2 separate regions of the Mus musculus genome follow, and region 2 is linked to region 1. A link is a loop called in an ENCODE intact Hi-C map of the cell type or tissue named here. Cell type or tissue: left cerebral cortex. All regions are shown on one strand. Links, peaks and the distances in the headings refer to the core of each region. The heading gives the core; the rest is flanking DNA.

What was found. A loop is a pair of places that touch in the nucleus more often than their neighbours do. Peaks named below come from ENCODE experiments on the same cell type or tissue, not always from the same donor. Only the 100,000 strongest peaks of a DNase experiment are listed, where the experiment ranks them.
Region 2: a loop joins it to region 1, with 2.1 times the contacts of the local background. A loop is called at or near these places in 2 of 42 quality-filtered maps.

What each region holds. Positions count from the first base shown.
Region 1 is chr6:127,139,168-127,155,289 of GRCm38, forward strand. Ccnd2 (cyclin D2) reads right to left here and starts at 11,881. Exons shown (of 5, transcript NM_009829.3): 1 at 11,415-11,881; 2 at 9,497-9,712; 3 at 6,856-7,015; 4 at 1-84. The coding sequence starts at 11,606. It overlaps 9330179D12Rik (RIKEN cDNA 9330179D12 gene), which reads left to right and starts at 10,222. Exons shown (of 3, transcript NR_040274.1): 1 at 10,222-10,396. In left cerebral cortex, for the core only: CTCF peaks have their summits at 8,710 (motif pointing right), 9,991 and 12,554; DNase peaks (open chromatin) are centred at 8,711, 9,633, 10,002, 10,288 and 5 more places; H3K4me3 peaks cover 3,636 bases; H3K27ac peaks cover 3,343 bases.
Region 2 is chr6:127,208,769-127,224,890 of GRCm38, forward strand. It overlaps 9330179D12Rik (RIKEN cDNA 9330179D12 gene), which reads left to right. Exons shown (of 3, transcript NR_040274.1): 3 at 2,732-3,651. Among named protein-coding and RNA genes, the nearest start is that of Ccnd2, 66 kb to the left of the region's middle. In left cerebral cortex, for the core only: a CTCF peak has its summit at 8,523; a DNase peak (open chromatin) is centred at 10,561; H3K4me3 peaks cover 363 bases.

The sequences.
Region 1 (16,122 bases), core at 5,048-13,047:
CATCATCCTGCTGAAGCCCACAGATGGCTGCTCCCACGCTTCCAGTTGCAATCATCGACGGCGGGTACATGGCAAACTTGAAGTCTGCAAAGAACCAGAAACTTAAAGTCAGGCCCAGAAGGAAAACGGGGCCCAGTGCTCGCCAGACAGCTGATGCGCAGAAGCTGGAAGGCGCAGACCTGCTGCCCCTAGAACCCCTGGATCCACAGCCACTGTCTCCCTTGACTCCCTCCTTCCACAGGAAGCCCTTATTGACTTGTCAACTGTAGATATTCTCAAAGACACAGAGGCAGGAGAGAAAGGGTGCCTATCTGAGTACACAGCTAGTCATCCGGGGCTCTGAGTCCCAGACACTCTGTGCCCAGACAACTACTCAAGAAGTCAACACATGCCTGGAACCTTTTAGTGAGATGATTAAAACATGTTATCTTCCATGGCTGAGGAGTTGACTCAGTGGCTAGAGTACTTATTCCATCCTCAGAGGACCCAGGTTTGATTTTCAGCATTCACATGAACTGTCTACAACTCCGATCTCAAGGCATCTGATACCTTCTTCCGGTCTCCACAGTCATCAGGCATATGGTATGCATACATACGTGCGTTTTGCATGTTTGTGCATGTAAGCTAAATGTAGAAGCAGAATAAGGTGAGTTGGCTTAATTCTCTTGAGTCTCAACTTTTAACCCTATTTTAAGGATCTTCAGAACGTTAGGGCCGAGGACAGGGCTTTTCTCAAACACTAAAGACTAACAAATTCTAACCACACTTGTATTTTTCTAAGAGTTAAGACAGGGGATTCACCTTAAATAGTAGGGGCAACCTGGGACCTTAAACTCATTCACCGCTGAGTGATTCTCTAAGGGGATCCATGGAACTGTGATCCATGAACTGCTGGTTTCAATGCAGAGGAGAATCCTGCCAACTGCTAACATGCATGCATTGCGTGTGATATCTGTTTAACACACAAAGCCACCATGGAGGGTGACGTTGTGGATGGAATGAAACCTGGGAACTGTCAAGTTGATCTTGTCTTTGCCCCTGCCTTGGGGCTCACAGATTAAGGAGTTGACAGTGTCACCATCGAGTGGCAGCTGTGAAATGGGGTCCACTTTCCAGTGAATGATCTCTAGTTGTACCAAGACACCAGTAAGTCCAGTGGAGACTGAAGGCAGAGCACAGAGGGACACATGAGTCACACATCAGCTCAGAGTGAGAATCCTGGGCTGAACACGGCACGCTCAGAGCAACCTGGACTCTTCCCCTCTCTTCGGGCAATGCCCTCTTGCAGCAGAGCATCACAGAGAGGCTTTTACAATGGAGAGAGAGCCAGTACCTCAGCATTGTACCTCAGCATCGTGATTCGACTGTTCTTAGACACCCCACAAATCAGCGAACCACACACACTCCCCTGCTCACCTGGGCTCAATCCCAGGAGCCAGGTAGGCCTGGCCATCTGTCTGTCTCCTTGGCTTTGTTCCTTCCACCGCTCATCACTTTCACTTTGAGGGCCATATACTATGGGATTTCACCCAACTCCTTCTGGCTGCTGACCCCTGCCTATGTCTTCTCTATCCTGGCTGATGTGATGAAGCCAACCTCCCTCCCTGGCTCTTGATGTGTTGTAAGTCTCCCCGATATGGGTTACAGGAGACATTCTCTATCTAATAAACTTGTTAGCTGCTGTGTGTGGCATTCATAGTGTAGATGAGGTAGCCAGCCCATGGCCCTGGGCCCACAGAGGCCCTGGGTGAGAGCACCTGTCAGTGACAGGGCACTGAAGTGCTCTCAGAGTTCCCCCCCTCGTGCTGGGGCATCAGATAGGGAGTTCACCCAACATTCCTGCAGAACTTTGAAGTCACACTGCTAACAAAACCAACTCAGGGTTAGCATGTGGAGCCAGAAGGGGTGTGCGGCTTGACCTGGGGTGCAGGTGTCAGGCCGGGGAGGGGGTATTTACCTCTTCCCTTATTAAGTACTGAAAGAAGTCCTTCTTGGGCAGAGTCTGACTGGCTCTTTATTCCATGCTCCAGTACGCACATCTACTCCTTCCCCAGTGGAAAAACAGGTGCTCCCAAGAAGTAGCAGTTTCTTATGGCTGGGTAGCCAGTTTACTACCCAGCAGTACAACCCAGTTTGGTGTGTCATACTTGGCTTCATTTACACTCTATGGGTATCTTTGAAAGGAATTTTTCTGACCTACAAATTTGCTGGGTGGTAGTGGCACTCAGGGGGCAGAAGCAGGAAGATCTCAGAGTTCAAGACCAGCCTGGTCTACAGAGTGAGTTCCAGGACAGCCAGGGCTATACAGAGAAACCCTATCTTGAAAAACAACATCAAAAGTACTAATTTACCTTTTTTTTTTCCCACCGTGCTATCCTGAGGATTAGTTACAAGAGCCGATGCTATTAACTCACGCATAGAACCTGGCTCAGGGTAAACCTTAGATGCCAGACATCGGTCACCCACGCTCCCAACCCTCACCCTGCTTGCCACCAGTCCACATTGACTCTGGTGTGGTTCACCCAGAGCCTGGAAGCTCCTATGAGGAGCCTCAGGCCTGACCTTCTCCCTCCTGGTGGGAGCAGGCAAAGGACCCAGTACAGAGGATGGGAATCTTGGGGTGTCAGACGACTGCTCAGTGCCACTGCTCACTCACTAGGGGTGCTGGACCTCTGATTAAAGAGACCCCAATCCAGTCTGTGCTTAGAGTAACCCTCAACGTTTTCTCCTACATGCCACGAAAGGAAACATAAAAGGGCTCCTGCCCAGAAGCCAACCACATGGGCCCTAGATTCATCTGCCACCTCCTCGTGGTACCAAATATCCAGGACTCCACAGAAGCAGCTGGGTGTCTGGGGTGGCTCCCGAATCAGGAGAAGCACTCTATAACCACCAACTTGGAATCTGCACTTTAAAAAAAAAACCATGAGATTTCACTGGCCAAACTGTTCTACACTGATGGGATTTAAAAGTGGGATGCTGTGGTCCTGCCCAATGAGCTTATTAATATGGAGTAAAAGCAGGAGCCAGGAGTAGTGCTAACAAAAGGCTCCCGGAGGCTGCTTTACTCTTGTTGTCCACTAGGGGGAGGGAGATCGGTTTGTGATGGAGGAAACCCAACCAACAAGTCTGATGTCTCGGCTTCTTCCTCTCCTTCAACCTGTGGTGAGGTGCAGGTTTCAAGAACCAGACAGACCCGGGGTGCTCTTTGGACAGCAAAGGACACCCATGATGTCACTTAGCATCCATACATCTGACACCCCCCAGAAGGGTTCAGCACAACCTATCCTTTATGGTTTAAGGCAATAACTATTAATGGCGATTTAGCTTGGTGGAAGGGAGAGAAGAGAGCTGTGGCTGGAGAAAAGCTCTCATTCATCTCAGGGCCAGATGAGGCGCAAGATAGCGATATCAGTTACAGAACTTCAGCTCGACAAGCTACTCTTCCCCCCCCCCCCCCCCGCCCAGCCCTATGACTGCCCTCTAGGGGCAGCTCAGAGGCACTGTGGAAATGTGGGTCTCATTCTTCCTTCCTGGCCACCAGAGAGGCTTGGCTTACATTCTAGAACAAGAGTCAAGTCCCCAGACTTTTCAGGGCCACCACTGTCTGGAAATCAAATGAACACCTTTAAGAGAAGACTGGCTGTACCCTAGGATTCCTACCCTACCTTAGGGTTACACAGGGAGTTGGGTCCAGCAGCCACAGCAATACTCCCAATGCAAAAAGAGGCAGGTGTGGGGTATCTGTACCAAGTTTAAACTCAATACCACTGAAATCATGTGCTCAGTATGGTAAGGTTGATGGTAGCCTCCTGGTTACCCCCAGGGGGGAGGGGGTGCTTTTTGCCCTGTTTGCTGACCTGGAGCCCTCCAGGAGAGAGAAGTCCACTTCTGCCTTCTCCAGAGCCACACGTTCTGGGCTGGAGCTGCAGTTACACTCTCACCCCACCTAAAATTCCTCCACCACAAAGGCCAGCGGGGAGAGCAGCTCCAGGCAATCCCAGACCACCTCTCTCTCAGAAACCACTGTAGGCTGGATCGGAAAGGAGGACACACCTCTTTGCCCTGCCACCAACCTTACCCCAGAACCCCATAAAGGAAGACTGCTGGTCGGCCACACTCTTCCCTCCCTGGGCCCCCGGACTGCCCACGCTCTCTTCCCCTTTCACACACACATACGCTCAGCACGCCCCCTCGGAGGGACTGCCAGCTCTTTCACAATTGGCTTTTCCCTTAAACTAGCAACGTCTCCCCAGGGCTGGCTACCTACCACCTCTTCAGGGACTGCCCCCTTCCCACGCCTTTGTGAACCCTCAAAACCCTGGGCCATCCTCAGGTTCAGGGTGGAATATTCAGGACTGGAGTTAAGAGACTGAGGGTGTGAGGTGATGGGGCACACAAGAGCACCCTCCCATCTTTGGTCCTTGAGTTGCTCTGAGCCTACTATTATTCAAGGGTGCTAGTGAACTTGGGTTCGCTAGATCTTGGCCCCAGAAGCTCAACGTCCTCAAGAGCAGCAGGCCTCTGGGTTTAGGCTGTCCAGCCTACTGCCTGTCTGCTGGCCCCAACACTCCCCTCCACCACCCTTCCACACCCACATACCGGCAGGGCTCCAAAGCTTATTCACATGCAGGACCCCAAATGCAGACCAGAAGAGACATGGGGGCTTTGTGGTCAGGCCCACCCATTCCAGCCCCAGGAGGCCTGAGCACCTCCGCCACTTTCTCATCAGTCCATGCCTCTGGAGCAGTACTTGGCACATGGTTCTGACCCCTTCCCACTCTTTGGCTAAAGCTAGGTCAAGGCCCCCAACAGGCCCATCTTTCTGACTGCCCCTACCTCCCACTGGGCCTCTGCCCCTAGTCACTGAATCCCAGGCTCCATATTTGGGCCCCAAAGTTGGCAGCTGCCCCAAGGATTTGGACAAGATGGCCAAGAATGGGGGATGGGATCCCCAAGAACACAGAACGGACCTGTGGTCTATACAGAATTGGAGGAATCCATCCAAGCCCGAGTAATTCCACCTATCGCCCTACCCCCACCCCAGTGCAAGATCAGGGAGGAAGAAGTGAAAGCCTCCCCCCACCCCCCAAGACCTGTTGGTCAAAAGATAAGGTCAAAGCAGGACTCTGGCCACTGGCAGCTGGGTGATGTGGGAATTTATGAGTCCGGGGGGTTAGGTGTCCTAGGGCCAGAGAGAAAAGGCTGACTGACCCTTCCCCCACCCTGAATCACTGCAAGAGGAAAGAGACAGTTCCTAGGAAACAAAACTGCAGGTCAGTGTGGGACTGACCTCTAGAGCCCAGGCCAGTCAGCAAGAGAAGAGCAGGGAGCTGAAAGTGCTGTCCAAAGCGTAGCAAAGGCTGGGGCTTCTTATTGTCATCCTCTTCCCTGACTGTAGGAACAGCAGGGGACTCCACGAAGGAGCTGGGACACCACAAGTGTGCTACAAGGCCTGATGCAGGGCCCCGAGGGCTGCTGGACCAACGCAAACTGAGTGCGTGCACGCACTCGCGTGTGCGTGACACACACACACACACACACACACACACACACACACACACACACACCCCTCTAAAACAGGGAGATGGAATCCGGCACGCCAGTGAGAGGCTGTATCCATTTCCGCATCCACCTTAACTGGAGCCATTCTCAACATCAGTGAACTTTCGCAGGAAGCTCCAGGCTTGCTTTTCTGTGGGTCAGTTTCCCTGCCCACTCCACCAAGGCTAGGGAAGGATACATCCAAAGGCCTGTTTTGCAGATCCCAGATGAACTTCAGAGAGGTCAAACAGCCTGAGCGAGGTCACTCAGTGCTAAGTAACGAAGTCTGCCTGACCTCTGAACTTCCAACAAAGCACAGGCCCTATTGTTCATTATAGCATCAGCTATACAAACACATAATTAAATGTTACAAGGAATTAAAATGTTACACTCCACCTCCCCCCACCCCCTATCACATCAACACATTTCAACAACCCTGGATGAATTGAGCTGCACCCCACTCATGATCAATTCTTTCTTTACCTGCTAACCCTGAGGAGATGAACTTTTGACACTTGGCCCCCGAATTCCCAAGGTTCTAGGGCAGCGCTTCTCAACCTCAACCTTCCTAACGCTGTGACCCGTTAATACAGTTCCTCATACCGTGGTGACCCCCAACCATAAAACCATTCCGTTGCTACTTTGTAACTGTAATTTTGCTATTTGTGATTTCTTATGTAGATATATGATATGCAGGATATCTGATATGCAGGATATCTGATACGTAAGCCCTGTGGGATGTATCGACCCACAGGTTGAGAAATGTTGTGCTAGGGTCTTCTACCCAGGTGTGAAGCCAATAAAGCTATGTATCAAAAATCCTCTCCAGAGCTCAGAATAAACGGATCTTTGCTTAAAGGTTCACTCCCTTGTCAACAGGAAACAGCAAGAAGGCAATAAACCAGCTCCACGGTGAAGGAATTCCTTCCCCCTTATCAGGGCGGGCACCATGTTTATCTTGTCGTTGGTCCTTTAACCTATATTTGCCCCCACCTTCCTTAAATTCCCTTTAGGGCTTATCTCCAAGCCGTCCTTTTCCTCAAAAGATTAAAGATTTAAACACAACCAGAGAGCAGTATCTATAATCTTCAAAGGGCACTTTAGACACCATAAACAATATTTTAGCAGGCACCGACTCCCTTCCCCTTACCATACTTGCCCTCATAAAGAACTTACGAGTGAAGCAGAGAGAGAAAATGTTCTAGTTCCGAGAAAGCACGAGCGAGGCTCCAGGCTGGCTTACTCAGACTTGCCTAGACACCCAACCCCACCTCCCATGGCCCCGTGGAAGCCCCGTGAGCCCCCTCTCACCGGTAGCGCACAGAGCGATGAAGGTCTGCGCATGCTTGCGGATCAGGGACAGCTTCTCCTTTTGCTGGGGCAGCTTGCGAAGGATGTGCTCAATGAAGTCGTGAGGGGTGACTGCGGCCAGGTTCCACTTCAGCTTACCCAACACTACCAGTTCCCACTCCTGCAAAGGGTGGGAGGAAGAGGGCAGAGCTCTAAGAATCCATAGACTGACTCCAGGCCCGGGTTGGGGGCTGGGTTCCCGGCCAGCTCTGAAGATGCTCCTTAAGGCTCCACTGCAGCCTCATCTGTCACTGTGCCCCTCATGCTTTGAAGTTGCTCCTGGCTCTTCTTGGGCTAAAAAAAAGTCAGGCTCCACTGAAAATAATGAGAGGCCAGGTAACTACTGCCAAGACCAGCCTTTACTCTAGTTTTCTTCCTACCTCACCCCTACCCCTGACTCCACAAAATGTTCTTGCCTGCCCACTCAGAAAGGTGGGCCTATAGTAAGATCTAGCTAAGGCCACTGTGGTGCTGCGGTGAGAATTTGTTGGCTAAGTCTCTTTACTCCTCATGGAAAAAAATGATGCTTACAGATGCAGAATAGCAGAAGCCTCCTTGGCCCAACTCCTTGGCAGCCAGTTCGCTGGCCTTTCCTTGTGGGGGAAGAGTATCATTTTCCCTCTCTGCTGCCAACACCTTCCCCTTTGACACACCATGAAGAAGTCTTGGGATATGACACTCACCCTTTCACCTAAATCTTCACTGGCCTTTGTCTTCATGGCTAAAGGGCCTGAGGTGGTCACTTGTGACTCCATTTTGCACACTATGATTTGGGGCAATGTGGAGGTGCTTAAACAGGGTCAGCCCATGTACTGGGCTGTAACGGTCTCTTTTAGGGGGCTCCACTGCACCCCACTAGTAGGCTACTTTGTGCCTCTCCTTTTGTAAAATAAACATGGGGAATAATGTTCAAATGAACTGGACTAAATATAATAATACCCCAAAGAGATGCACACCTGGAAGTGCATGTCTGGGATTCTACCTCTTTAAGGCTAGAAGTTTGAGGCTAGCTTGAAATTATGCAAAGGTCCCAATTTTTGTTTGTTTTGGTTTCGTTGGGGGGGGGGGTGCAAACAAAAGGAAATGATCCTGGTCAATCAGTAGGATTCAAAAGCGCAGGATGCTACTACTGCCGGGCAGTGACTGACTCTTCAGTTCACCTGGCTCCATCTGCTAAACTTGGGGACCGGCTATAAAGCCCCTGTCAGCTGGACCAGCTATGGTGTTTCCTGGAGCAAGCTCCCCTCACGTGTAAAATAGGAAGGTTCTTCTAGGGTGCATAACTTATGGATGGGAGGAGATGGGAAGCTGGCACACTTTATTTGGAGAATTGAGTTAGCTTTGCCGGTCCTGGAAAAATTAGGGTGTCTTGAAAAATACCTCCAGTCCTCCAGCACACCAGACACATAGAAGATTCTTTTTCATGTTTTGTTTTGTTTTGTTTTTTTCTTTTTGAATAGACAAGCTGGCCTCCAATTCTAATCTTATTTTTTTTTCCTCCCCACAAGCTTTCAAGTCTGCCTGGGTTTTTTGCAGGAAGTTAGGATAAAAAAAAAAAAATTCCTTAACTACGTAAAAATCAGAAATGGCTTGAATCCCAAACCCTTCCTTCTTCCAGGGCAATGTGAGCACAAACTCGTCCTCTGGCACCATTATTGAAAGAAGCAGATCTTCCAGAAGAAAGCACCTTTAGGGGCCTCTTACACCAAACCAGAAGCAGCTGAAATCTGGCAGTGTTTCAAAGGTGAAGTCATTCAGGCCCCTCTTTGCGTTCTAGGCAATTCCTCCCCCAGCCTTGCACATGTCTGCCACTAGGTGGCAGCACAGACCCAGAAAGGACGGCTCCTCACAAAGGGCTCAGTTCAAGAAGCCAGTCTTTGCCCAGGAGATTAAGCAGGCCCAGGCAATGGCAGCAAGGGGGAGGGAGTCGATAGAGGGGGTGGTCTTCTTTCACCAGTGCAAGGTGTGCAAACCACTGTAAAAGAGAGCTGCAGAACCTTCAGTGTGTGGCATTAACATGGGGGTAGGGGGAAGTGCATGAGAAAAAAAAAGGTAGATGGTTGGGAGAAAACCAAGACAGGACCCCCTGGGGACTGTATCCAGGTCACTGTGCCTTTTGGAGCTGAACTCTCATGCTTCAGATCCACCAATAGAAAGGCAGATGTTGATTTTGCATCCAAGTTAATATGTTCATACTTAGTGCTTTGTTGGTACTTAGTGATCAGCTACTATGTTTGTCCATGAGACTTTATTGGTCTTTAAGACATTACCTGTTACACCTCCAGGGTCTTGGGAAACAACACAAACTAGAATGTGAGAAATCAGACCGTGTTCTCAGGGTTCAGTGGAAATCTGGACCTTAATTATAACATCATTAACTAGAATATTCTATTTATGCCCCCCCCCCACCCACACACACAACAGAATTTCACCCTCATGAATTTCCATGAGGCACTGATAGCTTTGCTCACTCCCTGATGTGGGAAGACTAGCTCTCTCCTACTAAAGGACATCTTTTTTTTTTTTCTTACAGTCTTGGTTAGTGTGGCGGCCTTAGTGTGATGGGGAAGGGCAGAGTCAGGAGCAGGGAGGGCGGCATTACCAGCAGCTCCTGGGGCTTCACAGAGTTGTCGGTGTAAATGCACAGCTTTTCCGCAGTCAGCGGGATGGTCTCTTTCAGCTTGGAAGCTAGGAACATGCACACTGCACCCAGGAGCTGAAGATGGGTCTTAGGAGTCGGGACTCCAGCCAAGAAACGGTCCAGGTAATTCATGGCCAGAGGAAAGACCTCTTCTTCACACTTTTGTTCCTCACAGACCTACAATCAAGAGTGGGGTAGGGTCCGAGGGGGATAGGGAAAAATTAGTATCAGAAACAGAGGGAAAAGAAAAATAAAAGCATAATCTGAGATAACAAAAAGAATTTTTTATGTGTGTGTGGGGAGGGGGAGGAGAGTAGAAAGGATAGTAAGAATAGAGATGAGAACGGTGGGGTAAATCCGAAGGGCTCCTGGGGTTCGGGTATTCCCGCAAAGCTGAAAAAGGTGATGAACTAAAACCTCCACAAACCCCAAGGCAAAGCCCAGAGCCGCCGCCGCCTGCCGTTCCCTCTGGCTCACTTCTCAGCACACCAACTCACTCTTTTTTGGATTTCGTCATCTTTTCAAAAAATCAATAAAAATATTCTGGAAGCTCCGAAAGTCTACTTCTTGGTCTCGTTCGGATCCTCAGATCCTATTCTACCATTCCCGACAATTGAAAAAAATGTCCAGGGTGGTCTCGGCGGTCCAGGGGCCGCTGTTCGGTGGGTGGGTGGAGGAGAGAGGGGGAGGGAGGAGGAGGAAGCGCGCCTCGGCCGGCCGCCGCAGTTGGAGTCGGAGCAGGGGGGAGCAGTTTCAAAAAATTATTAAAAATCGAGGGAAAATCCTAGAAACGCTCTGTGGGCCTGAAAACCCCAGAGAGGTCCCAGGCTCCCTGGAAAAGAGGTTTCGGGTGTCCGTAAGGTCGGTATCTCCACCCCAGGGGCTCTAGATCTCAGTGGGGGAAACTTGCGGAGTGTTCGGCTGCGGCCCACAAGGGCAGTAGCTAGGAAGGCTGTGCCTGCTGGGGGTTGGGTGAGACGAAACCAGGGAACCCCCCTCCAGGAGGCATGCGGGACTCTGACCTCTCATTTGGGGGTGCCCCCTAGCCTGCTCTACACACCTCCTCCCCCGCTTCCTACCCCACCCAAATCTGCGCGCTCAAGAAGCAGCCAAACTGTAAGTAACCTTGGTGAACCGAGGGCTGGGGAAGAGGGCACGATCAGAAAGAGGGTGCCCAGGATCATGGGGTGCTGAGAGGGGGTGGGGGCGCCGGCGAATGTTGCCAGTCCTTGTAAATGGAGTTTGCAAAGCAACATGGCGAAACCACGGCAGGTCCAGAGCTGTGCATACGTGGGCACCCTGCTCTCTCGGCAAAGATTGCAAGCAAGGCTAAAGCAGCGGTTCTTTCAGATTGCCCTAAACGCACGTTTTTTTCAGTATGACTTCCGGGGCTCTCCTGAATTCCCTGTTTCTCCCCCACCCCCACCTCCTGCCAAAGTGCCAACGCGGAGTCCTAAGGCTCAGACGGTTTGCCCCAACCCTGAGAGTCGGGGGCGGGGGGGGGCTCTTTATATGTTGGTATGGATTGTTAGGTCGCAACACCCTCTGGGGCCTCACTGAAGGCAGCCGGGGTTGCTTCCACACCACAGGTCAGAAATGGAGATGGGAAGACGAGGAAGCCACATGCAGGCACACGCGCGGGATGCCAACCCCCCGGGGGGGGGAGGACATCCTCACTCACCCAAGTTTTCCTCCACTAGTTAATCTAGCAAGGGACAGAATTAGCGTCTCGCCCAAGGGTGCGGGGCTACCTCGCGCACGAGCGGGGGAGGCCAGCGCAGGGGTAGTTCTCCCGCAGTTTTTAGGATCTCTGCGTGTTGGAGGTAGGGATGGAGCGGCTGGGCTTGCCTCTCCCTGAGAGCGTCGCCCGCACACCTACCTCTAGCATCCAGGTGGCCACCATCCTGCGCATGTACGGTTGGATGTCCTTCTGCACGCACTTGAAATAGGAACACTGCGGGAGGTAGCGCTCCTCGATGGTCAACAGGTTCTGCAGAACGCGGTCTTCCAGCAGGTTGCGGTCCGGCACGGCCCTGCGGACCGGGTCCACCTCGCAGCACAGCAGCTCCATAGCCAGCCGGCCACCACTCGGTCCCGACTGTAAATTTTTTTTATTATTATTATTTTTTGGAGGTGCGGGGGGGTCGGGGAGTGCTTCCCTTACCTCCTTCCTTTGGCTGAATGGGAGATTTGGGAGAGGAAAGAAATGGCAAAGAGAGAGAGGGAGAGAGAGAGAGAAGAGTGGAAGGTGGGCGAGCGGAGCCTCAAGGGCCGCCTGACTCGCACCGGTCCTTCCCTCCGAACTGCCCGGCTCTCCTCAGCTCGCTCTCCTCTCTCGCTCAGGCAGTGACGCAAGCTGGAAGGGCAGTTAGATCTCCTCCCCCTCTCAGGTTCCTCCTCCCCCTTTCCTCCCCTCCTCTAGCGTCCCTCCCCTCCTTTCAATCTTTCCCTCCCTCTCCCCCCCCCCTTCCCTCTTGTTATTAAGGAGCACAGCAGCTGGCCTGACCAAACTTCAAACACGATCCCCGCTCCCCACCCCCAACCCCTCTCCCTACTTCTCCGAGGCCCTCTCCCCATCCAGCCCCGCATGCTAGGGGCCTCGGATAGGGGAACCCACAAACCCCATGGATTCCTATTGATTATCCTTTCTGACATTCTGTAGGCATACCATGGGGGCATAAAGGGTGTGTACGTGTGTGCTCTCTAACTTCGGAGGCTTGCAATGTGATCAGAAAAACAGCCCATTATTCAAGATTCAGGTAGATAGATTTACCATGTGGATGAGTTCAGATAACTTAGAAGTAGACCCCTAAATGAGGAACAAGGAAAGGCTTATTTGAGAAAATTGCAACCTCGCCAAACCAGGGATAAAGGTTATGCCCCTCAAGCTTAGACTCCTGATAACTTTCAAGCTGTTGTCCGCCCCGAGCCACGTGCGTGGAGAGGAAGAGGAGGAAGGGGTGGATGTTGGAGAAAGGGGTGCTTCTTAAGCCTAGTAGAATATGACCCTCCTGCAGAAACCTTTCTGTTCTTGGGGGCGCCATTGGGCAACGCGGCCAGCCTCTCAGAGCGGCCCCAGACCGGGGGCAGGGCTAGCAGCGGTTCCTCCGCGGGCCTCGGCCACGCAGGAAAAACCCGCTTCCTCGCCCCTGCATCTGCTGACAAGCCGCCCTAGGTGTCTGCGCGGAGCGTGGCCACATTGATACAGCTTTCTAGGAAATGGCTCGGGAGGGGCCAGGGAGGGGGAGAGGGAGGGTTTAGGTTTGGCTCTCCCTGCGCCAGCAAGGCCACCCTTCCTTTCCCCGGGGGCTCCTGAGTCCTGCACCCCTCAATCCCCGACCCCGTGGGGTCTCGCGCCTCATCCTTCCGCCAGGATTTTGGGGTCGGCTCTGACATGTGCTCTAAAGCATCCTGTGGTCAAGGCTGTTGGTAGAGGGGGACACGTTGGCGTTTCCTCACCTCCTTCCTGCTCCCACCCTGCCTTTAACTATATTAAAGGAGGGAGGAAGGGGCGAGGAACCACTGGCCCCCGCATGGTGGCCACGCTGGCACGTGCAGATAGCATGGCGTGGGTTGCACCTCTCTGGGCACACGGGGGGGGGCACTGAGTCCCTCCTTCCTTAAGAAGGGGGGATGATCAGGGACGCTTAAGGCTAGCGGAGGCTGAGGCTGGGGGGGGGAGGGGGTGGCACGCTGTGGGAGCACCACCCGTGGGCTCTCGGAAAGGCCCGGGAGGGGAGGCAATAAAGCCGAGGTGCAAGCGATTAACTCCAGCCCTGGGCCAGCCCCTTTAAACGAGGGTGGGGCGGAAGGGGTGGGCGGGGGGAGGGGATATCACTTTAAAAGGGTGAGTATGAGTTTGGGGCGCCGTCTCCCCTCCCTCTATTTGCATAGCCAATAGCTCTGGGGCTCCTGCTACTGCGCGCTGATTGTTACCGGGCAGATTACTTTTTTTTTTTAAAGTAGGAAGCCTTCTCCGCTACATCAAAAGGAAGCCCGGGAAGGGCGGAGGGAGAGCGGGGACCCGGGCGGGCTAGGCCCGCACAGGGGCCTGGGCTCCTCGGACCCTATCAATGGCAGCGGGAATTAGTATCCAATCTACTGCATGTAAAGAAAGGGGAGGGAAGGGGCGGGCGAGGAAAATGTGTAATTGCAATGGAAGCCATTAGCTTTCGGAGGTGGGTGGGGGAGAACTCATTGAAAAACTCAAGTTGCGAACTTAAGACGGAACCGTCCTGCGCCCAAGGTGACGCTTGTCTAGTGCACTCTGTCCATCACCTGTGGGGTTTAATCAAGATGGGTTTCCCGAATAGAGGTCTCGGTGTTATCCTGCACAGATATATGAATTTATGCTTTATGACCCCATAAAGCAATTACTCAAAATTTCCCCAGGGCCACCTCCAAGGAGCAGATCTGACACTGCTCCTGCAGAGGGGCACAAAGTACGGGGCGTCAGAGCTGTACTGAGGTATTCATCTACCTCAACAGAGAAGCTGGGCGGCGGGGGGGGGGGGTAGGGGGGGCGGCATCCTTTTATTCCCCCACACCACTCGAAGGCTAGTCTCCTCCGCATCTCCAGTGAAGACAGCATCCGGAGCTCGGGGGCGGAAAAGAGGCGGGTGGTCGTCGTCGGGGCTAGCCCACCCGGAGGATAAAGTCTGGGTGGCAGGTTCTCCCAGAGCCAGCGGAGGGCCCCTCGCCTCTTCCATCCCCCACTCTTGGCTTTGCAGTGAAATTCCAGCGGGGAGGGGATCTTGGGGGTGGGAGAGGTGGCCTGAGGCTGGGAGGGCTGCGGAGGAGGGGGGAAGAGGGTCGCTGGACGGAGGCCCCTCTGTCTGGAGATGGGAAAGTTAAAGCGCGTCCTGCAGGAGAGGCCCTCTGCGTCAGCTTCCCCATCCTCCTCCCCCTCCTACTAATGAGGGTTCCCGAAGGTGAACGTCGCTGCGAGTCCGCACGTGGGGTGCGGCGTGAGAGGGTGCGGAGGTTGGCAGCACGTCCCTGGAGAGGTTGGGACTGGGACTGTGTTTTCTCTGTCGGTTGCCACTCTGACCACGTGTTGAAAAATCTTCATTTCTTTTTTTCCCTTTCTTTTCTTTCTTCTTTTTTTAAATAAAAAGTGCGCCAGCTAGCACATGGGAAAAGCCGGTATGCCTTAGGGGCAAGTGTACTTATTTCCTTGCGTGTGGACTCGGGTGTGCAGAAGCACGAGTGTGCTCTGCTGCGGGGGTGGCGCCAGGATTAATAAGAGCTCTTTCTCCCCACCACTACTTTTTTTTTAAACCCCCGAAGGTGGAAAGATCCTTTACTGGGTAGGACCCAGGTAGAGTGATAAACTTCAGCCAAATACGAGTTTTCCCGAACTTCCATCCCTCCAGGACGTGCCCCCTCCCGTCTCCCTCCCTCTTGCGCCTAGCAGTTTCGGTTGGAAAGTGTACAAAGCCTGTAGGTGTAAGGTGCAGCCGGGTGTTGGGTGTTTATAGGCATATTTCTGCAGGAACCTGCCACCTAGGCACACATTCTAACAAGCTCACCTGGCGGATACCAGCCAGCCAGGTGACCCTGAGGACGCTCCAACCCGGCGTGCTGCTGGTTCGGATCCCGTCACCTCGGAGCAGGGACATCTCCGTCCAGGAACTGGGGGTCATCGCCTCTTCCCTGGCTCCCCGGAAGAATAGAGCACTGTTCGTGTTACTTCATGGACAAATGGGTGGTCAGGCAATCAAACCTCCCAGACCCGATGGTTGCTTAAGGAAGAAAAGGCTCAGAAAGATTAGTGGGGGAAGACATGAAAACCCGGTTTAAACTGCAAGAAAGGGGAGGGGGTGGGGCAGAGTTGAGAAATGAAGAGCCCAGGCTGGAGGCTCCCACACCGGGACCAAGCGGCCTAAAGTGCAAAAAGCATACTCAGGAGCCACCCGACAGCAGACCTGTGAACCCAATCTCCCAGGTTGTGCATCGTAGCGACCCTCGGGTGGGTGTCGGTGCGGACCCAGGTAGAGCCCTCGTGGCAGAGGATAAGCTGGGAATGGATTCAGAAGCCAGGGCCTGCAGGCGGCTCACCCACCTCGCATCTCCCCCTTGGATTAAAAAAAAAAAAAAGTTAAAGACCCAAACTTCCCGTCTTCCTGTCTGATTCAACTTCAGGACACGCCTCACCCGGCCGAAAATAGCCCTGGAAACTCATTTGCTCTTTAAAAGTGAATTTGCCAGCAAAATCTAGGGTAGGGTGGGGGGCGTCGGGCGGGCGGCGTCGGGGGTCCTGGTCCCTCCCCGGGGAGCCGGGGGTGGGGACTGTGGGCCAATGGAACCACGCCTCTGCTTGGGGAGCCAACACGCTGCTTTTTCGCGGAATTTTGACGTCACCCACATGTGGGGGAAGGGGCTGGGAGAGCGAGAGGAAGCGGCGGGGGAGGGGGCGGCGCAGCCGGTCGTGCGGTGGCTGCCCAACCGCTGGCTGGGTCCCGGATCTCTAAACACCCAGTGCCCCGGTCCGAGTTGCGCCCCAGCGGCAAAGCTCCGCTCTCTGTTCCCAGGCATCCTTCACCCCCCCAATGGTTTCCCCCTCCCTACACACTTATTTATATTTA
Region 2 (16,122 bases), core at 4,420-12,419, 69 kb after region 1:
CTGTGTCTCTTTGAACCAGATGTTCCTCAAACTACATGGGTGAAGGGTTCAGCTATGAAAGACTTTCAACACTGATTGTGTAAGATAATTGGAATTCATTTGCTGAGCACAGATTCCTGCTAGTTTGTGGCATTTAAATGGAGGACACCAAGGTGAGACACCCTGTGGAATATAACCCACCAGCTGGCACCCTTGGGGTAGAAGGGCCTACTTCCCACAGATATGCAGGGAGTAGTCAGCCAAGGAAAGCAGGACCCAGGCTGTCCTCGTGTGGAAGCTCAGTCTTCACACTCAGTCAGGCAGGTGACTTCCTCTGTCTGGCCCTCAGTGCTCTCATCCAGGAAGTAGGAAGATGAACCGTAGAGCAGTGTGAATTAAATTCACATCTTTACCAAGCCTGAATTCCCCCCTCTCCTTTGCTAGCAACTGGTTCCAGTTAGGATTGAGAGTAGATAAGCACACCTTTTTAGTCATCAAACTACCCTTTCAACTTTAATCCCACTATTCCAGATGAAGTGTCTTAACCAGACCTCTTGGAGCTGCTTTTAGGAAAGCGGACACCTAACTATGATACTGCCTTGGAATCCAAGGGTCTTCCAACCAAGGAAATGCATGGAGGGTTCAATACATCTTGCCTCCTGCTGCCTCAGGCTCTTACAGAAGGAAGTTATGAAGAATGCCTGATGGAACCTGGAACACAGATTATCACCTACTTTAGGAGTGAAACTGCCTACTGGCATGTGAGGCAGGACCAGGGCTGTTACTACAGTGAACTTCCATTTACCCATACTGATTGCTATCTAGAAGCAAGATGTCCTCAGAGAGATGGACTCCTGTTATACTAAAGGATTTACAACACTGCTATTTCCCTAAACACTGACTTATAATAGTGATGAAAGCCATGGATTTAGATCTGTGATAAGGGACACAGAAGTTTTGGGATATGTAAGAGTCTCATTTCTCTTGAAGTAGGCAGTAGATCTCCCTTCAGCTACTTTCTTCAAGGTCATGTAAAAGTGTCCATGTACTTCCTAGGCACACTTGTGAAAAGTGTGATATAAGATCGGTGAGTAGAAGAATGGTTAGTACTGAGGACAGAGCCAAGATCAGATGTGTTAGCAGCAATGAGGTTGACCAGTTGGCTTATTTGTAGGCACTATACAAACAGGTTAAATTTCTAAATTCCAGTATGGCACATTCTCAGACTTGGATGCCACTCAATGAAATATCTACATCTTCCATGATTCATGAGTAAGATCTTGAAGGGAAAGAACAATGTCTTCCCTAAGAGATTCCCTGGGCAGGCCCTTGGTGTTTGGCATTAGAGATTATTTTAATCTGTGTCTGTCATCCACATTGGTTGTCACTCTTGTGTTTTGCACTGGTGGTTCTCACCCCTAGTGGTAGCCTAAGACTTACCTCCTGCTGTATTGATTTGTTTAAGATAAACTTATATAAGCAGTATGGGAGAAGGTGACAGGAAAATGTCTTGGAGAGACTCAAGGGAAAGCAGTTACGTTTTTTGTTGGTACTGGATTCACCTAACAGAAATCTTTTCTTCCTCATTTCACCTTTTAGGTGTATGTTGGTATAAGAAAAACAATGCTTTCTCCTAAAGAAAGAGCGAGGGTTACTTGAGGCAGCCCAGATGGAGGGTCTTGTAAACAGGCCGGAGGCAAAAAGATGGGGTTGATAGATAAGCTGGCCCAAACCCCTACCCCTCTCTCTATACTCTGCCCCATACTGACATCAATCTGTATCCTCTGCCATGATTTAAGGATCATGCAGTGGTGAGAACCTTTCAAAGTAAGTTCAACCCCAGGACCCCATCCCATCACAGAGGTGAGGCACTGTCTAAACAATACCACTTGAAAGATGGGTCTCTGCTCTCTGTAAGGGAATGCTCAGAGGCCCCCTCTTTGTAAAGGGTTCAAGAAGTCCCTTTAATCTTTGTCTGTTTCTTTTAAGCAGTTTTAAGGGGACTTCTCTCGTGAAAGACAGACACTGCTGTCTGCTTCCTATACATGTGCAAGAAAAAAAGGCCTCCCTTTCCCCTCTCCCAATTGGGCATTCTTGCAGATAGCTGCTCACTTACTCATTTATGATATGGAACAGTGTAAGCTTGGCTGAAAACACCACTGTCCATGCATTTAAGTCCTACAGGAGAAAAGGCAGACAGATCTCTGAGCATGTAGGCATATTGTACAGAATTAAAGGAAAGCCAGACAGAGGACCAGTCTTTGATGTTAGCCACAGTTCAGGTGCTACTTTCATTCTTAAAATTGTGTGTGTGTGTGTGTGTGTGTGTGTGTGTGTGTGTGTGTGTGTGTGTGCACATAACTGAAGTGTCCTGGAAAAGCTATGCCGGAGTTGAGGATTCTGTAGACTGATTAGAGCTTTGTGACTGGAGTGAGTGGGAATGATACAGATCAGAAGCCAAGATTGTAGAGAGCTGTTTTTAGCCTCCTTTATAACCTGACCTTTTGACTATCAGGTCAAACCTTTGGTGTGTGCTAATTAAATAAGTTATTAACAGACCTATTGCTTCCATTAACCAGACCACCTAATGTCCCTAATATGTGTGGTGAATGCATTGACTGTCTTTGTTCTTTGACTATGAACAGTTTAAGTCTGTTTGGAATGTGTCACTTGGAGCAACTTAAACCCATGCTCCTAGGACATGGTCACACATATCTGGCTCTGAACACATTCTCTTTTATTTCTCTTGCAGTGAGAACTGTGCTGTTGCATCCTCAGGCAAATGATTTCTTCTGTAAATGTCTTCTTGACATGTTTATGAAGAGACATCCTCAGAGCCAAACTGCCTTCATTTTCATCAGATCTGTTTGCAAGAGATAGTCATAGCTGACCATGTTAACTGTGACCTACTTTTATATAAGGGGCACAGTGCATCATGGGACCTTCACATGAGTATCCAGGCAGCCCTCCAAGCCATCTGTATGAAAATCTAATTGTACAAAGCCTCAAGGAGTCTGTGATGGCTAATCTTGGTTGTCAACTTGAAGACATCTAGAATCAACTGAATCCCAAGCAGCTAGGTGTTGAGAAATTTTCATGATCGAATCATCTGAGGTCAGAAGACTCACTCTAAAGCTGGGCTACACCTTTTGATGGCATCCCGCATAAAAGCACATGGAATAAGGAAAGCTTTGATTTTTGCCTGCTTGTCCTCACTCTTACTGGCAAGTTCATCTAGTCTGCTGCTGTGGCATTCTTTCACTGGTGTTAGAACCTACTTCTTCATGACTGAAGACTAGCTAAGGTATCCAGCCATGTGGACTGAATAACTACTAAATTTATGGCCTTTTTTTTTTTTTGGAGCAAGAGATATTCATTGTTGGACTAGACAGACAACAGCCTGTTAGCCACTCTAATAAATTACCTTTAGTATAATATTCTTTCTATCAGTTCTGTTTCTTTAGAGATCCCTGATTAATACAGAGAGGCTGGAGTATATAGATGAGAAAAGGACTAGGGCAGGAAGCTCCATCTATGTAGCCTCAGGGAAGTTATCAGCCATACTGGGTACAGATCATTCAGTGTGGCTTAAGGCTACCCATATGACTACCTGTAACACCTCACCCATTGCTATGTAATAAGCCTAATAAAGTCGTTGGTTTCCAGGATGAATTTGGCTGAAATCTACTTTGGTTTGGGTTGAGGTTCTTAGGGAAGGGGTAGGTGGTGTTTACAGCTCATCCTCAGGGAAGGAATTTTAACAACATGTATGTAATGTGTCTGGAACATTATACACTATAAACAAATGATAATGACAACAATTTTGATTGAAGTTGTTCACAACCCATTTCTCAACTGGTCATTATTGTACACATGCTTCTAATACAATTGGATAGTTAGAACACAAGTGTTCAAATACAGGAAGTATTTATAACAAGATGAAGATTAACATAACAGGCAGCACTCCATAGTTGGAACTTCAAATGCAAGACAGAGTCAACCACTTCTCTTGTTGCTGTGACCAAACACCAGACAGAAGCAATTTAAAGGAAGAAAGCTTTACTCTGGCTCATGGTTCAGGGGATAGATGGAATAAAGGAACATATATAAAAAGAAGTTAAAAAACAAAACATTGTAGATCTGAGTTATTGCACCATTACTGATAATGAGGTGAGGTGACATGTTTGGCCAGTCTCAATTGTGGGGAACAAATATTAGTAATATATACCCTTTGTCACAGAATAACATTTTGGCTGGTGAGGGACCATGTGCATGAAAAATTCCTTGCTGACTGGTGAAGCTGGGGGTAACAAAAGACAGACTACATAATTCACATCATGTGGCCACACTTGGTTCTGCAAATGCTATGCCCACCAGCTCCATGGGACTGTAGCATACATAGTTATGTATGGTGGGCCCTGGTTCAATATCTTGTACTGCATAAACCAGGCATGGTAGAGCACTTGAGAGCTCGAGGCAAGAGGATCAGAAGTTTAAGATCATCCTTGGTCACACAGCAAGTCTAAAGGAAAGAAATACCTACTGAGGCATCTCTAAGGAATGTGTTTCTTTTCTTACACAAATGGCCATAGTGACCATACACTTGAAGAGCTTGTTGGGTCCAAGTCCTTCACAGATACTTCCTGTTTTTAAAGTTCATAACTTAAGATTCTGTCTTCAGATAGATATTTATTCTCTCAGGACTCTAACTGAGGGAGTCGAAGACTAAAGTGGGCATGCAAATGTCCTGTGGTCACACAATTCACAAGTGACAGAGAGGTTTGAACCACATCTGATGTTCAATTCTTAAACTGCCACCTGCACAGAGCCTGAGTCAAATCGCAGCCATGGTTGGATCGTTTGTAAAGCCTTCATTTCTACTGTGATTTGTCTTTGCCATTGGACTTACTTTTAAATGCTCCAGCTATGCTGATTAGGTAGTTTACATCATTGATGTTCCTGTGAGGCACAGTTCCCTTTATCAGATTTATATTCTCATAGAATGTTCTTACCCTTTTCCAAGCTTGATCTCTTCTTCTGTCTAGCACTTGAGGTCACTTCATATTACATAAATGATCAATCTATTTATCAAGATCGGGTCCACTGCCCAACTTGGAGGAGAGGTCTTTGAAACAGGACTGTTATCTGTCTTGCTCTTCACAGCTCGGCACATTCCTGGGCACAAACTGGGTATTTGATCAACATATGCTGGTCAGATAAATCACTAATTAATGGCAGGGAGAGGTTTGCAATCATTTCCAAGCATCATTCTGTCTATGGAACAGCTGACTGCATTAAATGGATGCCTGTTGCTTTCTTCCTGGACCAGCATGTGGAACATTGCAACACAAAGCTTAACTGGATCTGGTAGGGGAAGGGCAGGGCTGTCTTACGTGTGCATTGACAATTCCATCAACGATCAAAGCAAGCACAGTGGTAGAAAAAAACTGTGTTCAAAAAATGGATAGATAGATAGGTAGATAGATAGATAGATAGATAGATAGATAGATAGATAGATAGATAATAGGTAGATAGACGATAGGTAGATAAATAGATAATAGATAGATGATAGATATAGATAGATAGATGATAGATACTTAGATGATAGATAGACAGACAGACAGACAGACAGACAAATAGAAGCCCAGGTGGTGATGGTGTACTTAGGAGGCAGAGGCCGGAGGATATCTCTGTGAGTTCAAGGCAAGTCTGATCTACAAAGTCTGATCTGGAGTTTTGACAGCTAGAGTGGTAACATAGAGAAACCCTATCTGAAAGAATAAAAGACTATGAATAAGAATAAGAAAAGGAGGAGGAAGAGGAGAAGGAAAAAAGAGAAAATAAAAGAAAAAAGAAAAATCGACTGTGTTGTCAGTCAAACCGGCCCAGTATCGGAATCCATGGTGGCATTTTGAAAAAATAAATCTTGTTAGTGGCTTCAATTCTTCCCCTGTCTTTCCAGCTCTCTCTTAGCACATCTGGAGCTTCTGAAGGCAGGAACCTCATTTCTGTCATATCTAGCATTCCAGCCTCAGGTCTCTTTCAGACGACCCAGGTGTGCATGGAAGGCACTGATGAGTTGTACTCAGTCTTGCTCTTATGTGTGGTGGGTGCCCTTCACTGAGTCAACCACCAGATCCCAGATAGCTCCCAAGGATGGGTGGCTCCAGGTAGAGGTCTTTGAGGGCCAAAGCTTTCTGCTTTGTGATTTATCTATGCAGGGCCAGAAGGTGGGAGGAGAGGAGGGAGGCCATATCTGGCAGAGGGATGCAGGTACCAGAACCCCGCCCTACCAGCAGCAATGATGGAAATCCTGCCTCATATAAATTCTGCTGAAAGAGAGATTGGGTGTGGGTTGGGAGCTACAGATTAGAAAGGAAAAGGATTACAGTAGTATTCAAACTAAGTTTGAGCCCCGCCCCCCCAAATGAGTCCCCTTGACAAACTCCAGCTTAAAAACCTCCTCTGCAGAATGGAGACTACCTTCCTTTCCAGGTCCCCACCAAGTGAGCTGATGTTGTGGGTGCTGAGACAAGCTCTGTGTCTAACTCAGAGTCATTACTGGCTTACATTACAATCCACACACTGCTGTTCTGAAGATGGCATTACTTGGGGGACAGCAGGAGACCCCCCAAAACCTGAGACCACTTCCTCCCCCAGCTCTGAGCCAGCAGGATGCTTGACATTCCAGCTGCTGGCCTCCACTGAGGACTGGTTTACACAGCAGATGTTATCTTCGGGTCTTTAATGGCACTCATTTAGGTTATTAACACCTTAGCTCTAATCAGATTAACCTCTGTTTGAAAAGAAGTCTTGGGACCCTGGAAATCTAGAGGAAGAAAAGTAAAGATCAGAGGTTCCCACCACGGGGAGGTCCTTAACCCTTGTGTGGCCTTACAGAATCCTGGATGAAGAGGGCTGTGAACTTGTGAGCCCCTGCAGCAGCCCCTTCTGTGGGTGCAGGAGCCAGAGGATGCTGACTCGGGTGAGCGGCTCTGTGCGTGGTGAGTGCTGGGGCTGCTGGGATAAGGGCACCTGTATTTATTTATATGTGAAGCCCTAAAGGTGTTTATAGGGCTTCGGTCATCCTGCCTTCCTCTATCTAAAGACAGAAAAATCCCAGCTAGCCTCTTGGGAATGCTGAAGCTCTGAGAAGGAAGGCTTTGTATGAGGGAGTCTTTCCCTAATAAATACATTTTAGTTTTTGTAGCAGTTCTGTCTTTATAAGAAAAAAAGTTGATAGGGGTGCAGGGAGTTCATATATGTGACCCTGCCCCCAAGGTGTCCCTGTTACTAATTAGCATCTCTCTCTTTTTTTTTTCATTAGTGTACACTCATTGTGCAAATCAATGGGTTTCATTATTACGTTCTCATGCATATATGCCAGGTACTCTGATCATATCCACCCTCTAACTACCCTTCCCCGTCCTCCGGTCCCCTCCCCACTCCTGTAGGTCTCCTTCCTGTCTCTAAGAGTCTTCTGCTTTCAACTCTTTAAAAAAAAGTCTAGATTCTCCACGTGAGAGGCATGACTTGTTTCATGAGGAGACATCCATTTTCTTGTAAATGACAGGATTCGGTGCTTTTTACTATCTGGGTAATATCCCATTGCAGATGAACAGCCACACTTTCTTTATGGTTTGTCTGATGATGACATCGTAACTGGCTATTGTGAATCATGGCTGTGTAAGTGTCTCTGTAGGGTGCTGACTTAGAGTCCTTCAGGTGTGTGCCCAGGAGTGTATGTATTAGGTGTCATAGTAGGTAGTTTCAGGTTTCTGAGGAATGCCCCGGGGGCTCATTTCCATAGTGGCTGCATCAGTTTTATCATTGCCAGCAGTGGGGAAGGCTTCTTTCTGCTTTCCTGCCATCATGGTAAGCATTTGCTGGCTTCTTTTCTTGGTGGCCTTTCATTCCCACCTGCGTTGGTATAATGTGTTGCAAATGAACAGACTCAGATACCTTGTCATTCCCAGCCGCTGGTCAGTCACTGTGTGGTTAACTCTGAGTTTTGCCTAGTGTTCCCTTGTACATTATCACAACTTCACCGACATGCGTCACCCAGATTAGCGTCTCTACACTGGCGGTCTTCTGGAACACAAAAGCTGGGTTGGTCATGTGGAGTTGGGCTCCCAGTGAGGAGAGAGTGTTTTAGGAGATGGCCAGGTGGTTTGTGCTCCCAACACAAACTGCTCCATTAGAGGGAAGGTTTTGATTGTGGGCGAGAGTGAGAAAAGACCCAGAGGCATCTGGAGGAGTCCGGAGCAGAGAGAAAAGCTGTCTGCACAGGACCAGAGCTGGGGAAGTGAGAGGGAGCAGTGGAGAGAGCAAGAGAGAGCATACAGGCAAAGTGTGTAGAGAGAGTAGTGAGAAAAGCAGGCAGGCGTGGGTACAGGCACAGGCACAGGCACAGGCGAGGGCTTGGGTGAGGTATGGAAGAGGGCATAGGGTGGGGCTCAGGGTGGACGAATCCTAGATTATAATGGGAGCAAGTAGCTGGTGGAAAGGATGGTTTGGGGCCTAACAGTGGAGCTCCTCAGTGTCTGGCAATAGCACCCCTAGCCTCTGGAGGAAGGGCTATGCAGTTTCTTTACTTGCTGTGTTGTTGTTCTTGTTCTTGTTGTTGGTGGTGATGGTGGTGGTTTTGTTCTGCTTCTTTTGTGTATACATTTTCCCTCTTCTGGTTTCAAAATGAGGGGTGGGGAGATCCTTTGTTTTTGTTTTTGTTTTTGTTTTTTTTTACAGGAATTTTAAGAAAGCTTATTTTACTTTATGGGTATGAACGATTTGCCTGCATGTATGTGAGCGTGCACCACGTGGGTGCCTGCTGCCCTTGGAAGTTTGAAAATGAAATCAGTTCTCCTGTAACTGAAGTTAGAGATGGTTGTGAAGCACCATATGGGTGTTGGGAACTGAACCCGCTCCTCTCCAAGAGCAACAAGTGCTCTTAACCATGGAACCAACTCTCCAGCCCCTGTCAGCAGCTCCTAACTTATCTATAGAAATTGTTAAAAGGCATCTCAACTCTTTGGTCCCAACCTCATTCAATTCTATCAGTTTTCCTAGAAGAAACAAATCCCAGCTCAGGCCCAAGCTGAGATTTGTTTAGCATTATCTAGGTGAAAAGCCACTGTCCTAGAGGGGTGTCTGTAGTGACAGAGGGGTGTATGGAGAGATCTAGAGAGCTGGGCCTCCTTTGAGGGATCCCACTGCAGGGCAGGATGAATCCTGGGTGTCTCTCCTGGGGGCAGACGGTCTTATGGAAGGTCTCATCTGCTGGGGACTGTCCTGTTGGGCAGGTTGAAGACCCAAGAGTACTGGTATGAGTTATGAAACTTTTTATCAAGACTGTGACAAAACGCCCGACAGAATGACAGGGGACAAAAGGCCCATTTTGGTTTATGGCTCTGAAGATTTCAGTCCACTGTAGTGGAGCCAGAAAAGAAGCAGATGCTGATACAGGAAGCCAGGAGCCATAAGTCCCTAAGGCTCCATGCCAGGATGACTGATTTCCTCCAGCCATGTCCCACCTCCTAAAGGTTCCACAACATCCCACAAACAGCCGCTAGCTGGGACAAAGCGTTCAGACACCTGAACCTGTGGAGAGCATTTCACCTTTAAAGGACAGCAGCAGAAGCACAGGATTACATGACAGTGACAGTCCACCTTGTGTTCTGAAATAAAATCTCTTACTGGGATCTGGCTTCATGCATTAGACTAGGCTGTCCGGCAAGCTCCAGGGATTCTCCGGTCTCTGTTGTCCCAGCCCAGGGATCACAGACACCAGCCACAGCTTTTTATGTGGTGCTAGAGATTCGAACTCAGGTCCTCATGCCTGCACTTTACAGGCGGTTCTACCCATGGAGCCATCTCCTCAGCCACAGCAGGTCTGTGTTCCGAAACACTGGACAGCGATCGAGATGAAAGGGAGAAGCCCATACCTTTTAGAACTCAGGGCCTTGTTCCAAATCAGCATAAACTGTGGAGCCGATGGCACAGCTCAATGGTAGAATGTGTGTCTAGCAAGCGGAAGGTTGTAAATTCAAGCCCCAAACCTCTCCTACCCATCCCCCACCAAAAAGAAAAAAAGAAAGAAACAGAGAAAGGGGGGAAATTGAAAATCCACAGGCTAGCTGGAGCACAGGTGCGGGTCAGGAGGGACACCCGGCAGCAGCAACAGAAACGGGTCCTTCTGTTGTTCTGTAACATTCAGGATGGGTATGAACATTGCTGACATGGGGAAAAAAATCTCCAGGGTGTTGTTAAGTGGAAAATGTCAGTACCAAAGCAACTTGGAGGAGGAGATTCTCTTTATGTAAATAAAAAACAAGCACTAAAAATAGTCAGAGATGCACACATTTGAGAGAAAATGTTGAGAGCAGACGTCAGAGAGAAGGAGGGGGCCCCTGGGAGGGGATCAGCCTGGAAGTATCTGGGATGGGGCAGAGACTCTGGACCATTTCCCCCACATCTCATTCTCCCTCCTCCGAAAGCACTTACGATGAACACATGGTTCTATAATGTGAACATAATGAAAATGTGCTTGCTTTGTCATGAGACGTGAAATCCCTCTGGAGCCAAATTCTGGGCGTGGGAGAGTCGTGTGAGCGTTTGCCACATACTCGTTCTGAGCCTCAGTCTCCGCATCCCTGACCAAGGGATGATGGTATTTTATGCTCTATTATTGGACTGGGGTAATATTCAAAGAACGGAGATCTCTTGCCTGGGTGTTGGTAAAATACTCGGAATTGATGAGAGCAGACATTTTGCTGAATTCGGGTTTTACTGAGTACACATGGAAATGACTTACTTCGCAGGGATTCCTGTTGAGAAAGAATGAAAGTGAGCAACTCGGAAAGCACAGCAAAGACAACACTGTAGTGAGTGGGCGTAAGGGAATGACCACACCTCCCGTTTGTAGACCACACCTGCCTCTGCTTCCTTCTTGCAGAGATCCCTTTATTAAATGCATAAGAAGCAAAGGATGTGTATGTCTTGACCCCCAACACTTCAGAACATGACTCCATTTGCAAGTAGGGGGACTGTAGGTAGAATTAGCTGAGACCATTGCTGGTGTAGGGTTTTTGTTGTTTTTTTTAATATTTATTTATTTTATACATATGAATGTTTGCCTGCACATATGTCTGTGCACCACATTCTTGCCTGGGGCGCTCAGAGGCCAGAAATGGGCACTGGATTTCCTAGAAATGGAATTGGAGATGGTTGTGAACCATCTTGTAGGTGCTGGGAATTGAATCCCAGTCTCGTGAGAGAGCAGTATGTGATCCTAGCTGTTGAGCATCTTTCCAGCCCAGTGGTCTTAATGTAATACTATTGGTAGCTGGGAAAGAAGAAGAGAGGAAGAAGAGACAGACGCATAGGGCAGGGTGCTGTGCAGCTGGTGAGGGAGAGGAGAGCTCACTGAGGTGAGCAAGGTTGAGGATTCTCAGCAAATCACCAAAGACAGGAAGAAACAAGGATAGTGCATCCCTCCCTGAGAGGTTCAGGAGGATGTATCCCTGTCACACCTCCCTTTTGGACTTTTGGCTTTCAAAACTGGGAGGAAAGAGGTGTCTGTCTTTTGTGCGTATGTGTGTGTGTGTGTGTTGGGGGGCGATCATGCATACAAGTTTGTAGTATACGTGCACGTGTGTGTGTGTGTGTGTGTGTGTGTGTGTGTGTGTATCCATCTTAGTACTTTCTTTTTGTTATGCCTGCCTCTGCCTCCCAAATACTGGGATTAAACACCACCACACCTAGCCCATGAGTATGAATTTTTATTTTATGTGTGCAAGTAAGTCTTTTGCTTGCAGATGTGTGTTAGGATAAGCTGGGGGTAACTTTGCATGACTTGGTGGAGGGGGGCTAGTTATACAGTCAAACCATGCAACATGTCTGATGTAAGAGGTTTATTAGGGGTGGGGGAAGAGTGAAAGGCCTTCTCAGAGTGGGGACACGAGAGACAGAGACAGAGACAAACAGAGAGACAGAACATTGACAGAAAAAGCAATCTAGGGTAGCTGGGGCCTTTTTAAAGGGACCCTGACACTTTGCAACCATAGCCACAGTGGAAATGTGCTCCTGGCAGCAGTGGGTGATGACCCAAGCTGCTGCCTCTGAATTCCTGAAAGGCCAGTCAGTCCAGTGAGTCGGGCAGAGAACCTAGTTTACACCAATATGCATACCCATCACGAGTGTGTCTGTGTTCAAGCCAGTCGGATGAGGGAGTCAGAGTCCACTGCAACTGAGGTTACAGATGGCTCTGAGCCACCATGTGGGTGCTGGGAACTCAACTGAGGTCTTCTGCAAGGACAATATGTGTCTTCAACTTCTGAGCCATTGCTCCAGACCTACCTTGTTTATTTGTTCATTCATTCATTCATTCATTCATCCATCGTTCATTCAGAGACCGTGTCTCTCATTACACCCATTTATTCAACTAGGCCAGTGAACTCCAGGGATCCTCATTAGTCATAGATGCCTGGTTATGGAGACTCTGCACAAGCATTCATTAAATCTACTCTCTGGACTATAAGGTCCAAAGTGACAATGCTGGATAGTTTTATGTCAACTTGACACAGACTAAAGTCATTTGAGAGGAGAGAAGCTCAGTTAGGAAAGTGCCTCAGGCTGTAGGAAAGCCTGTAGGGCCTTTTCTTAGTAAGTAATGAATGGAGGAAGACCCAGCCCATTGTGGGTGCTGCCATCCCTGGACTGGTGATTCTGAGTTCTATAAACAAGCTGAGCAAGCCAGAGGGAGCAAGGCAGTAGGCAGCACCTCTCCACAGCCTCTGCATCAGCCTCTGCCTTCAGGTTCCAGCCTTGTTTGAGTTCCTGCCCTGACTTCCTTCAATGATGGACTGTCATGTGAAAGCGTAAGCCAAAAAACCCATTTCCTCCCCAGGATGCTTTGGTTATAGTGTTTTCATCACAGCGATAGTAACCTTACCTTAACTAAGGCAATGACTCCAGTAAGGTAAAAATTTGGGTTGTATGTTCATGCCTTTGATTGTGATTCTCCAGCTGTCTGAGATCTCTCACTCCCTGTTTCCCACAGAGCAGAGGGGGCCACACACCTTCCTAGATAACTTGTTTGTCTTCAGCTCCACCACTTAGTGTTTCTCCTGGCATGAGGTTCCACTTTGACTGGGAAATGTCCCTCACGGTCTCACTGGTTCAAAGTTTGGTCTCCAGCTGGGAATACTGTTTTAGGAGATGGTGGCACCATTAGTAGATGTAGTAGGACTACTGGTGGTAGAGTTTCACTGAGGGATGGGTAGAGGGTGTCACTGTGGGTAATGGTGTCATCGGGGTGTACTAAAGGCAGGGGTGTCACGGAGAGTAGTAGGGTACCAATGGCAGCAGGGCTTTGAAGCTTTCAGTCCAGCTTCTTCCACTTCCTGGTTTGGTATCTTGAGAACAGCTGGTCACTGAGTGCTTCCACGGACTGGTTCCTGCGACCATGCCTTCTTCACCACCACAGACTGAAGTCACTGGCAACCAGCAGCCACAGTGAACCTTTCCCGCCTGAAATCACTTCTGTCAGGCATTTTGTAAGAAACGAGAAGAACAGTCACCTCTGTGTCTCTCCTTCTAGATCTCAGAGCGAATAAGTCAGAACTCCAGCCCCTTTCTCCAGTAGGCTTGGGCAAGAGATGCTGGGTACTCCTGGTGCACATTTGCACCAACACAGTCTCTCTAGAGTCACAAAACCAAGAGCCAGGAAACAATCAGAAGACTGCACTAGAATGCACTTTGGGATGGGAGGTGGTCTACATGCATAGGGTACTAAAAGCTAGGTAGTGTGAAGACACTCCCCTTTACATTCCTCCCTCCTGGCTTTTTTCTTCAAAGACAACCAATTTCCTCCTCCTCTTCCTCCTCCTCCTCTTTCTCTTCCTCCTCTTCCTTTTCCTCCTCCTCCTCCTCCTCTTCTTCTTTCTCCTCCTCCTCTTTCCCCATATCTTGCTTTTCACTTGACAAAGTACTTTACCGTATTTTCTGTTCCCTCCCACGTCTCTGTTAATGAGGATTCTTGCCACACTGCCTAGCCTGACTTTGAACACCTGTACGCAGCAGTTCTTGTTTCAGTCTGTATGCTTACCCATGCACTGGGCTTGGCTCATCCATGTAATGCAGGATGTCACATTTCATGAATGTAAACTGCAAACAGATTTACAGAATAGATGCCTAGAAATGAGATAGCTTATTCAAAGGGTAGTAGAGTTTGTAATTTAGATAGTTTGGAGAAAGGTGTTTATCAATAAATAAAATGATTGAAGCAGATATGGTGGTGCATGCCTACAATCCCAAACATGCAGAAGGCCCAGGAAGATGATGAGTCTAAGGCCAGCCTGGGCTACACCGTGAGACCCTATCATCCCAAATGCATCCAGTTTGTCATCTCATCAACAGTGTCTGAATGTCTGTGCCCACATCACTATAAGCGGGTTATCAAATCTAAGACAAAAGGTTGAAATTTTCAACCTTCTATAATAGAAGGTGGTGTTCTTATAGCTTTAGATGTCCTTTCTTTCCTGAGAAATGGAATTAGCATCTTTTTCACAAGTTCAAGTGCTTTTAGATTCACATTTTCATGTTTTTATTGGCATATATTACACATACCAATGGGTGTCATTGTGAATGTATGCATGCATTTGGTCACATTTAATCACTGTCTTCTCTTGTCTCCCTCCTATTCCTGTTGCTCTGCTTTCCAACTAAGTCCCCTTCTGCTTTCATATCTTTAAAAGATGCTTTTAACAACTCAATGAGTTCCATTTGGGTTGCAGGGAGGAGAGATTCTTTATAGGCGTGTGGGTGACTTGCCCGTAGCTTCCGCACTGAAGAAAACCTCTGTCCTCCTAGCAACCATCAACTGCTTATAGATCTTCATGGAGATCTCTGAGTTCCTCCTCATTCCACAGTAGGATGCTGACATGACCAATCTTGAACAACAATCACAGCTCTGTGAGTTCAAGAGTGCTGTGGCCAAGTCATATCCAGAAGTCCCACAACACCCCAGCTCTCATATTCTGTCTGTGCTCTCTTCTACAATATTCTTTGAACCTCAGAAACCATAATGTAGATGCACTGTTTATAGGTGAGCATTAAGTAATCACTTATTCTCAGCACTCAGATCAGTTATGAGTCCATGCAGTTACCTCTGTCCACTGTGGGGGAAAAAAAAGGTTTGCTGACCGTACGGAAACAAACGTAATTATTTCAAAGGCAATCTCCATGGTTCATTTAACAAAACAGCAGCTGTAGATTCCCTGTTAGACTCCCAACCATGGGCTTCTGCCCAGGTTTATTCTGCCAGATGCAAATTCTGTCCTGTGGAGCGGGCTTCAGTTCTAATCAGAAGGCAATTCTTCTGCCATAGCTGACTTGGAAACATTGCACCAATGGTCACAACTTACCTGGCCAGGCAGTCATGCAGCATGGCTTCTCTTTTCTCTTAACTGTCCCCATTTTAACACCCCCGTTAGGTTATTGGGTTTTTTCTCTTTATTAGTTGTATCATTTTATATATTAAGTCTTAAAATATAAACCTTAGTAATTAAGGAAAGTAGCATTTGTCTATCGTGAGTTCAAATCCCCAGTCATTGTATATATCTTGGCTTTTTGCCGGGTAATAATTATTATTCCTAATAATAATGTATTAATTATAACTAACAATAACATTTAATGTATTATAGTAATAATCAATATATTAATAAATGATTATTATTATTTTGCTTTATACATATTGTACAAACGTTTTGTAGACTAAAACTCACTAACCTACCATCATTTCACATGAGATTGTGAAAGAGTTCTAACATCTACTTTGATTAAGAAGTTTATGATTTCATTTAAATCTTTCAGAGGTCAGAATCTTTCTTGGAGTTGCTGACACAGGTGTAACGACGGCTGTTGTTTCTTGCCTGTGAACTAACACTATCCAAGCCATGTGCAGCATTCTCTTGTGCCCCTGAATCTGCTTCTGGGTTTTTCCACTGGCTCTGCATGGTCTTTACAGTCACAGTGCTCTCATTATCAAGGAGTTACAATCAGTTTTTAAACCTGGTACTTTTAGCCTTCCTCGTTACTCTAACCCCCCCCCCCAATTTCCTGGTTATTCTTGATAATTTTTCCACA